Regions from separate parts of the Homo sapiens genome. Here region 1 is linked to region 2. The links are chromatin contacts, found by Hi-C or POLR2A ChIA-PET in ENCODE. All regions are on one chromosome and are shown on one strand. The core of a region is the stretch at or near the end of the contact, and the rest is flanking DNA. Distances in the headings are between cores, read along the strand shown.

Evidence for each region. Hi-C counts contacts between places; a loop is a spot of excess contacts on that map. ChIA-PET counts read pairs that join two places held with the same protein, here RNA polymerase II (POLR2A). Pooled maps may share reads with other maps.
Region 1: a map of OCI-LY7 shows a loop between it and region 2 (4-fold over the local background). The contact joins two enhancer-like sites. A Hi-C loop is called at or near these places in 2 of 168 maps with a recorded cell type or tissue (OCI-LY7 and Panc1) and 1 of 50 pooled maps. POLR2A ChIA-PET finds 5 or more read pairs at or near these places in 3 of 52 experiments (CD4-positive, alpha-beta memory T cell, OCI-LY7 and activated T-cell).

The regions. Positions count from the first base shown.
Region 1 is chr4:39,165,270-39,170,424 of GRCh38, reverse strand. No RefSeq gene overlaps it. Among named protein-coding and RNA genes, the nearest start is that of WDR19, 15 kb to the left of the region's middle. RefSeq lists an enhancer at 2,516-3,715. Within about 2 kb of position 3,689, at least 2 of the 41 ENCODE cell types and tissues checked have a DNase peak (open chromatin) inside an H3K27ac peak, as active enhancers do; they include OCI-LY7, where a contact is called at or near this core.
Region 2 is chr4:38,757,253-38,762,544 of GRCh38, reverse strand. It overlaps the pseudogene RNA5SP158. Among named protein-coding and RNA genes, the nearest start is that of TLR10, 23 kb to the left of the region's middle. RefSeq lists enhancers at 718-1,027, 1,128-1,177, 1,228-1,397, 1,418-1,567, 5,068-5,197. Within about 2 kb of position 1,469, at least 9 of the 41 ENCODE cell types and tissues checked have a DNase peak (open chromatin) inside an H3K27ac peak, as active enhancers do; they include OCI-LY7, where a contact is called at or near this core.

The DNA.
Region 1 (5,155 bases), core at 2,440-4,939, 410 kb before region 2:
GAAGAATTAAAATAGCACATTTAAGAAGCAAGTTTTAAGCCTTTATTTGTGGACCATACGAACAATAAACTTTCATCCCCCAATGGTAGTGTTCGATAGGGCCAACTGATATGAAAGCATGCAATAGCATTTTAAAAAAATCTGACCGGGCGTGGTGGCTCACAACTGTAATCCCAGCACTTGGGAGGCCGAGGTGGGCAGATCACAAGGTCAGGAGCTTGAGACCAGCCTGGCCAACGCAGTGAAACCCCGTCTTTACTAAAAATACAAAAAATTAGCTGGGCATGGTGGCGGGCACCTGTAATTCTCGCTACTTGGGAGGCTGAGGCAGGAGAATCACTTGAACCCGGGAGGCAGAGGTTGCAGTGAGCTGAGATTGCATCACTGCTCTCTAGCCCGGGCGACAGTGTGAGTCTCTGTCTCAAAATCAATCAATCAATCAATCAATCAATCAATCAATCTGTTGTTGCACAACAGCAAAATTTAATGGTCTAAAGTAATAACCACTTTATTATTTCACAATTCTATGGTTGACTGGGCTCTCCACAATGGTTTTTCTCCTCTATGTGATGTTGGCATAGGCTCCTGTCATTTGTGGGCTTGATTAGTTTGGAATGTCCAAGATGGCTCACTCAGATGGCTGACATTTGATGTTTGCTACTGGCTGCTGGCTATTGGCTGGGAGCCCACCTGGAGCTATTAGCCAAAGCTTACTTACATGGTGGCTACTTTATATGTGGCCTCTCCACGTGGCTTGGGCTTCTCAGAACATGGTAGCTGGATTCTGAGAGAGAGCATCCCAAGAGTGAGCTCGAAGAGGTAAAATTGGAAGCTGTCAACTGGCATGATGCCCACTTCTGCCACATTCTTTTGGTTAACCGATTCACAGATTCAACCCAGAGATAAGAGGAGGGGAAAAATATTCCACTGCTCAGTGCAAATAATCACAAAGATTTTATGGTCATTTAAAAACTATCACAAGTGCCAACAGAAATCAGAAGCAAAGCACAATGCAACCAGTTCAAATTTTAAACATAATTACCAGTAATTTTTCTCAAGCTGCGAAGATTCAAAACTATGCAATTCACCCATTTTAAAGTTTGAGACCAAAGTTTTTCTTTGAAAGCTTCATTAAAAACAAATCATAAAATTACTATGTAGAAAGACCTGAGAAGTATTATATTTAAACATAAACAGTATAAAATATTGGTTTTCTTTCAACAAAGAATTTTTAAAAATCAATGACATTATTGTGCATAGTACATTTGTTTTCTTTTAACATGTAAAAACAGACTCCATTAACAATTACAGATCTAGCATTTGCAGTTTCAGCTGCTTGCAAATGGCTCTGAAAGTCATGGAGCATTTGAATTACAAGCTTTGAGGCTGATGTGTAGTGCCATCAGATCACTTATCTTGTGAGTGAGCTTAGTTTTCTATCTGGCATTTGCAACTTTTTGGAATTTGTTTTATTCTACATGTTATCATTTGTATTAATAAGTGATTAAATTTGTTTCTTTGTGGTAAATAATTCTCAAGAGGAAAAAAATATGTTACAGAGCCAAACTGACAGTAGAAAGCCAGAAGCCTGTACAAAGGTTGACATACTCATGAATATGAGTGGTTCAACATGGTGAAACCCTGTCTCTACTAAAAATACAAAAATTAGTTGGGCGTGGTGGCATGCACCTGTAATCCCAGCTACTTGGGAGGCTGAGGCAGGAGAATTGCTTGAATCTGGGAGGTGGAGGATGCAGTGAGGTGAGATCACGCCACTGCGCTCCAACCTGGGTGACAGAGCAAGACTCTGTCTCAGAAAAAAAAAAAAAGTCTCTGAGATCACTAATGTCAAGAATCCAGTGTACTATACAAGGGGACTTCAAACAGTTTTTGAAAGATGAAATTAAAAGATAAAAATTAAAAATGTAAACATATTTCTCAAAATAACTCCATCATGCTCAAGACAGTTTTGTAAGCAATGATAGCCACTTAGTCCACCCCTAAAGAACTGAGAATCCTGGAAATTTAACCAAGTCAATGCAGTCTTTTTTACATAATTAACTGAAGAAAAATAGGTGCCTTTTCAAGATTTTTTAGGATTTGAAAACAAAAGGAAGTCAGAAGGGGCAAAATCAGGACTGTAAGGCAAAAACCTAGTGATTTCCCATTGAAACTTTTGCAAAATTTTCCGTTTGATGAGAGGAATGAGCATGAACATTGTCATGGTAGAGGACTCTGCTGAAGCTTTTCCAGGCATTTTTTTTTAAACTAAAGCCTTGGCTAACTTTCTTAAAACACTCATAATAAGCAGATCTAATTGTTCTTTGGCCCTTCAGACAGTCAACAAGCAAAATGCCTTGGGCATCCCTGAAAATTTTTGCCATGACCTTTGCGCTTAACTGGTCTGCTTTTGCTTTGACTGGACTACTTCCATCTCTTAGTAGCCATTGCTTTGATTGTGCTTTGCCTTTTGGATTGTACTGGTAAAGCCGTATTTCATTTCCCATTACAATTCTTCAAAGCAATACTTCAGGATCTTCAGCCACATCCTTTTTTTTTTTTTTTTTGAGACAGAGTCTCACTCTGTTGCCCAAACTGAAGTGCAGCAGCAGCAGCACAATCTTGGCTCACTGCAAGCTCTGCTTCCTGGGTTCAGGCAATTCTCATGCCTCAGCCTCCTGAGTAGCTGGAACTATAAGCATACGCCACCATGCCTGGATAATTTTTGTATTTTTAGTAGAGATGGGGTTTCACCATGTTGTCCATGCTGATCTCGATCTCCTGACCTTGTGATCTACCCACTTTGGACTCCCAAAGTGCTGGGATTATAGGTGTGAACCACTGCAAACATTTTTATCATTTTTTTCTAAAAAATTGATGTGGGTGGTCTGCCGCCGTGAGTTTCATCTTCAGCTTGTCTTGTTCCTTTCTAAAAGGACTGATCCATTTGTAAACTGCTGATTTCCTTGGGGCATTGTCCCCATAAACTTCCCGTAAAGCATCAGTGATTTCACCATTCTCCCACCCATGCCCCACCATAAAGTCGATGTTTGTTTCGTTTCAATTTCAGTAGCATGTTGCTCTGATAGGGATCTTTTTAAAACTGATGTCTTATTCTTTTTACTACCTCAAACTAGATCTTGTTCAGACATGTTGTAACAAGCTGGTACAAGTTTATTTTGGTGCAAAATAATCTTAAAATCCATATACACATTTTTCATAGTGCACTTTTTTTTGTTTTTGAGACAGGGCCTCTGCTCTGTTGCCCAGGCTGGTGTGCACTGGTACAATCATAGCTCCCTGCAGCCCTGATCTCCTGGGCTCGAGCAGTCCTCCAGCTTCAGCCTCCTGAGTAGCTGGGACAACAAGTATGCACCACCATGCCTGGCTAATTTATTTGATTTTTAGCGGAGACAAGGCCTCGCTATGTTGTCCAGGCTGCTCTCAAACTCCTGGGTTCGAGCAATCCTCCTGCCTTCGCCTCCTGAGTAACTAGGACTACAGGCACATGCCACTGCATCTGGCTGACTTAGGTATTTATTTATGGAGGTGGAGTTCTCGCTTTGTTGCCCTTGTGCTGAGATTGCAGGTGTGAGCCACCATGCCTGACCTGTTCAACTTTTATCTGCCAGATACTGCATCATGCCAGTTACAGAGATCAAAGACTCAATCAGTCTTCGAGAAGCTACATCGTTGTACAGATAATAAGCAATAAAACAAAACAAAATTATAAATCAAGCAGGACTCAGGGTTCTGGCTTCTGCAGCCGAATAAGTAGCTAAGATATACAGATAGATGAGATTTGGGGAGTATCAGTTTGGTTTGGAGTATATTAAATCATGAGGGACTCATGGGATATCAAGTTGGAGATGTCTAATGTCTAACTTGGAAGTGGGCCTTACGAGGGGTCACAGCTAGACATGTTGTCATTGGCATATAGTCATTGGCAGTTAAAGCCACGAGGGTGAATAATGTTTTTCCCCAGAGGGAAATAAAAAGAAGTAAAATGTGTTTCACTTGGTTTGATTTGGGGGTTAGGGGGTTGGTTTTTGTCTTTATTTTTTCCTCTTCTTAAATGTTTGATGGAAGGCTTGTAATAGAACTGAATAGCATGAGGAAGTGAGACTGAATTCACTGAAGCTCGGATAGAGTATAGGAGATTTTTGAATGAGAAAAGACCCTTAGCCAGTGGAAGCTGGGTGGTTAAGTTTCATGTGGTAGCTTCCTTCAAGGAGCACACAGGAAAATCTTTTCACGGAGAGACACCTAAGGAGCTGAGGACAGTTTAGCCTGACTGGAAGAATACAGGCAGTGCTACAATATGAAAAATGCTGAATACTTTTAGAACTAGTCGTAACTAATGGGAGCTCTACACTGAATGACATTTCCCATTCTTGTGAAGAAGAGGATGCTACTTTTTGCATTTAGGATTTTCTACAGTGCTTTGAGCAGACTAGAAGATGTGAGGATGGAAGTCTTCCAGTCTTCCACATGTTAAAACAGAAAGGAAAGTGGGGGACCTTTGTTGTTTTGTGTTTTCTACAGTGCCTTGAGTAGTGCCTTGCACAGAATAAACACTCAGTTTATATTTTAATATGAATTGATGGCATTTATTAGCTAGGAATTGGCCATCAAGATACTTATTGATAAAAGAAACTCCTTGTATTAGCTAGCTAAAAAATGAAAGAATGGATATAATTTTGCTCTTTTCATATAAGAATTACCTATTCTTTAACCTGTATAATTTTTTCCAGTTGCTTAGTGCTTTTGCAGCACTCATTTTTAGTGTAATGTGTTTCGTGTTTCTTAGGAATGTGGTGGACCACCTTGGTCAGCAGAAGGGAAAATAGGGGTAGCAGTAAGATCCACTAAAAAGAGTGTAATAATTTTTAGTGTGGCTGTTTCCTTCCTTTTTTTCACCATTTCTTCCCTTCCCTTCTTCCTCCTCATAAACCCTTTCCCCCTCCCCACAAGAAGACAATACATGTTAGCAACTTAATATGAATTCTGCCATACTTTTCCTCTATGGTCATAAACCATAAATGTGGCACACACATGTATATGTGTTTGTGTGTGTGTATCCATATATGTAATGGTGTTTTTGTGGCACTGTTGAACAAATGGTAATGTATACACATTTTTTTTTTTCTGTATC
Region 2 (5,292 bases), core at 220-2,719:
CTCAGCATGCCAGTGCTGCAATGCTGGGATCCACCATCTCACCGAGTTGCTCACGAAATCCATTTCTTCAGCTCTCACTCCTCCCTCTGCGGGGGTTCCAAACCAGCCCAAGGGGGCAAGAAGGGTGACACAGCACCTCGTCCTTTCCACTGTCCCTATTCTGTCCCACCTCTCCTTTCCAACCCCCAAATAATCCTCCTTCCACCCACCTATGCATATCAATTCATGCACACAGACGGAGACGAGTAAAATTTACCCAAATAAAAGCCAAACTGTTACTCCCGGCTTGGGTACAGCTGGGACACCCTGATCCATGTTTTCTACAAATTAAATGGGAAAGTTTGTCTCCTAAGGCCGCCTGGGAGAGGTGGGAAATGAACTCCATTGTCAGAGCCTCGGAGAAAACATAGAGCCAACATCCTCCTTCACCCTTAAAAGCAGGTGGCTGGAGAAACTTTAATCTGAATCATTACAATAGATTAAAAACTGAAAAGATCGAATTTGGCTTTGAATTTTTTATTGTCTCAAAACTCAGCTTCAGACTGAAGAACAAAAACGACAAAAATGATATGAAGATCCTTAAAGAGGAAAAACCAAACCAAATCCAAAAAACAAAAATTAAAATACCAAGAGAAAAAGAACCCCAGCGGGAGGCAGCCATAATGCAACTTCCCGTTTTGCGGCGGGCATCTACCTTAAAGCAAGGGCCTGTCCATACCTACAGACGCCCAGCACTGGGGTAGAAGCAGTTTCACTTCATTGGTTGCTTCCCACGGGGCCTTCTCACTGTGGAAAGCAGAAGTTCATGGGATTAAAATAAATCTCATTGTGTATGCAAGAGTAACGCTGCCGGCAGAGCGCCTCTTCCTGTGACTCCACACTTCTTCAATTCTAAGCTTGGTTCTTTCCACCCAGACTTTTTTTTTTTTTTTGAGATGGAGTCTCACTCTGTCGCCAGGCTGGAGTGCAGTGGCACGATCTCGGCTCACTGCAACCTCCGCCTCCCGTGTTCAAGCGATTCTCCTGCCTCAGCTTCCCAAGTAGCTGGGACTACAGGCATGCACCACCACACCCACCTAATTTTTTATTTTTAGTAGAGACAGGTTTCACCATGTTGGTCAGGATGGTCTTGATCTTCTGACCTCGTAATCCGCCCGCCTCGGCCTCCCAAAGTGCTGGGATTACAGGCGTGAGTCACCGCACCCGACCTCCACCCCGACTTTCTAGGCACTCTCTCAGGAACCCTGACTTTGGTTTTGGGGGAAGCCATGAAGCACTTGCTGAAGCATCGGGTCACTTCATGTGTTGTAAATTCTGTAACAAAATCTGGAAGGAGCCCTTGTGTCAGGGAAAGAACCTACTGGGAAGGTCTGGTCTTCTCCACAACTCATCTTGACCGGGGCACCTGCTACCTTGAATCAGTCGTCTCCGAGGGCAGAACCGCAAATCTCATGGGATTGGAATGGAAAGAGAAAGCTGCCTTGGTTTTCTTTGGTTGTTTCTGATTTTTCTTTTTTCTTGCTCTTCATCACCTCCTAAAGGCACAGAAAGGGGCCATTTTTCTGGTCTTCTTAATTCTCACTCCTGTCCCTAATTAGAAACAACAGCAGAGAATTGCTGAAAGCTATATTCCAGCTAAAACCAGGCTGCAGCGTTCGCATCACCTGAGAGACGTCAGACATGCAGAATTTCAGGCTCCATCCCAGGCCTACTGATTCAGAAGCTGCATTTTAGCAAGATCCTGGCTGGATTTTATGCACAGTAAAGTTTGAGAAAGAAGGCTTTAAAAATGAACTGAGCAATACAATCCTTTTTTTTTTTTTGCACGGGGGGAGGTGTTCAATAGCAGAGTAGGGTGACTCTAGTTAACAACAATGTATTGTATATTTCAAAGTAGCTAGAAGAGAGAACATGAAATGTTCCCAGCACGTAGAAATGATACTCAGGGTAATGGAGACTCCAAATACCCTGACTTGATCATTACACATTTGATGCATATAACAAAATAGCACATGTACTCCATAAATATGTAAACTATCATATATCATTAAAAAAAATAAACTGAAGGCCTTAAAAAGGAATAAAATAATGGCATTTGCAGCAACCTGAATGGAATTGGAGACCATTATTCTAGGTGAAGTGACTCAGGAATGGACAATCAAACATCGCATGTTCTCACTTATAAATGGGAGCTAAGCTATGAGGCCACAAAGGCATAAGAATGATACAATGGACTTTGGGACCTCGGGGGAAAGGGTGGGAGCGGGGGGGTGAGGGATAATAGACTACAAATTGGGTACAGCGTACACTGGTTGGGTTATGAGGGCACCAAAATTTCAGAAACGACCGCTAAAGAACTTATGCGTGTAACCAAACACAATCTGTTCCACCAAAACCTATTGAAATTTTTGAAAAATTATTTTCCTAAAATAAAGGATATTTCAAGGAGTGCCTTCTCCATCTTGTGGCCCTCTGATGATGATAGCTCTGAAAGCTTTGAAAAGCTTGCAAATACCCAACTTCAGGAATAAATCACCTCTGAGACCCTCACCTGAAGACAGGATACTTCCTGCAACTCCAGGACTTTAAAGTCGGAAGAATTGTTTTTTTAAACTGGACTCTGAGGACACACTCTTAAAGTCACTCAAATTCTCTACAAAATTCTTAAGTTTTGTGTTTCTATTTCTAAAGATAATAAAAATAATTGATATGATCAAAAAACAAAAATTAACAAAAAAACACAAAAACCCCCCAAAATGAACTGAGGTTGTGTGCCCTTGTGTGAAATTTTGGGTTGCAGTGCCACCTTGAGGTCACTTTAGTATTTTTCGCTGAGCTTTGCAGTGGACGAGCTGCGTGGGACACAACAGAAGTCAGTTCATTCCTCCCTGGAGGAAACAGACCGCCCTTGTGTTAGTGCCCAGAGGTCTCCGACTGCGGCCTCTCTGGGCCACACTGTCAATTGAAGAGATATGGGCCCTCTTCCAAGGACGCCTTCTATCCAAGCTTAGAAGAATGGCTCATAGGCTAAGGCACTTTCTGCGTCAGCAACAGCAACAGATCTCAAAGAATGTCTGCCCCCATCACAAGATTTTTCATAAAATGTAGAAAGCCATTAAAGCTCAGAGGCACAAAGCATGGCTTTAGAGATCATCTAGATGAGTGAGCCCCACCTTTCAGGAATGAGAATTGCTTTATGATAATGGTTGGCATTTGCTGCATATTTACTGTGTCCCAAGCACTGTTCTAAGCACCTCCATGTACTTAGTCATTTGAACCTTAGAACAATTTAGTGAGATCAAAATAGTGATCTCTATTTTACAGACTCCTGTGTGGCAGTCATTTTGTTTGTACTATTTGTTGGTTAGGAAAATCTACACTAAGAAGAAACTATTGCTATGAATCTAGTAATTCTTGAAAATGAATTTGCATTGAATTAAATCCAATAACAGCCAATAACATCTATATATATTCAGGGAAGAGTAGTATAGAGATATAAATTATGTTATCTACCAAGCCTCAGACCACGGTTGTGGCATAGATAGACTTAGGGCCTCTTGCAACAGCTCCAAAGCTCTCCACGGTATTCTTAGCCCACAGGCTGGGAACCCCCAGTGTAGAAACACACCCCACGTGCTTTATAGATGGCACACCGTACAATCCTGAACACACCTGATTTCATCTGGTCTCTGATGATTAGTGGGATCAGGCTACCTTGGTCTTGGATGGGAGATTGTGGGGGAAGTTGCAGATGAGGAAACTGACTTCAGAAAGTTGTTATAGTTATTCTTCTAGCTTGAAAAAGCTACACTAGAGAGAAAAAGAGACCATGGGCAGTATCTCCTTTTCATTCTTCAACCTATACACCCTAGGAAGGTTAATTCTCCTAAAACACAGTTCTGTTTGGGTTATTTTCCCCCTCAAAATGACCCCCAGCTCTACCTGACTGCTTATTGTAAGGTAAAGCCATCTTCGTCTCCAAAGCAAAATCGAATACCAACCAACCTGCTTGTTGTTACTCTGTTGATGTCCCTTACCCTCTGTCTAGACTATGTGTTGCCCATAGGACAAGAAGAATGCTGGCCTTAGAGAAGACTTGGAGGGAGAGCTTTGGAGCTGTTGCAAGAGGCCCTAAGTCTATCTATGCCACAATCGTGGTCTGAGGCTTGGTAGATAACATAATTTATATCTCTATACTAGCCTTCCCTGAATATATATAGATGTTATTGGCTGTTATTAGATTTAATTCAATGCAAATTCATTTTCAAGAGTTACTAGACTCATAGCAATAGTTTCTTCTTAGTGTAGATTTTCCTAACCAACAAACAGACTTGGAGGGAGGCCACCTAGTGGCTAAGGTGACCTTCCTTGGGAAGCAGCACCTGAGTTAAGTCACCAGGAGTGCATGTTTAGGTCCTACCCAGACACAGGAAGACAGTGCCGGTGAGCCACAGAGTTGGAGGGCCTTCTCTCAAGACCGAGCGTGAGTTCACTGTGAGAAATATAGCTACTGAGGTGACCAGGTCAGTGCACATGCTGGCAGAGTTCTCTCCTGCAGGCCCTCATGGGACAAAATGGCATCATCAGAAGGCTAGTGGTTGGTATTTACTGCATATTTACTGTGTCCCAAGCACTAAGTACTCCAAGTACTTAGTCATTTGAACCTTAGAACAATTTAGTGAGATCAAAATAGTGATCTCTATTTTGCAGATTCCCGTGTGGCAGTCATTTTGTTTGTAGTATTTTTTGGTTAGGAAAGTCTACCCTAAGAAGATACTATTACTATGAATCTAGTAACTCTTGAAAATGAATTTGCATTGAATTAAGCCAATAACATCCAATAGCGTCTATATATCTTCAGGGAAGGGTAGTATAGGGATATAAATTATGTTATCTACCAAGCCTCAGACCATAGTTGTGGCATAGATAGACTTAGGGTCTCTTGCAACAGCTCCAAAGCTCTCCAAGGTATTCTTAGCCCACAAGCTGGGAACCCTCAGTGTAAAAGTACATTGGTCAGCATGTGTCTTGGCCATTTCTTGTTTCTGGCTCTGCCCAATGTCAATCTCTTCTTCTGAAAAGTACACCACTTCCTTTTTTTTTTTTTTGGCAGTGGGGACGGAGTCTCACTCTGTCACCCAGGCTGGAGTGCAGTGGCATGATCTCGGCTCACTGCAGCCTCTGTCTCACGAGTTCAAATGATTCTCCTGCCTAAGGCTCCCAAGTAGCTGGGATTACAGGCGTGTGCCACCATGTCTGGCTAATTTTTGTATTTTTAGTAGAGATGGGGTT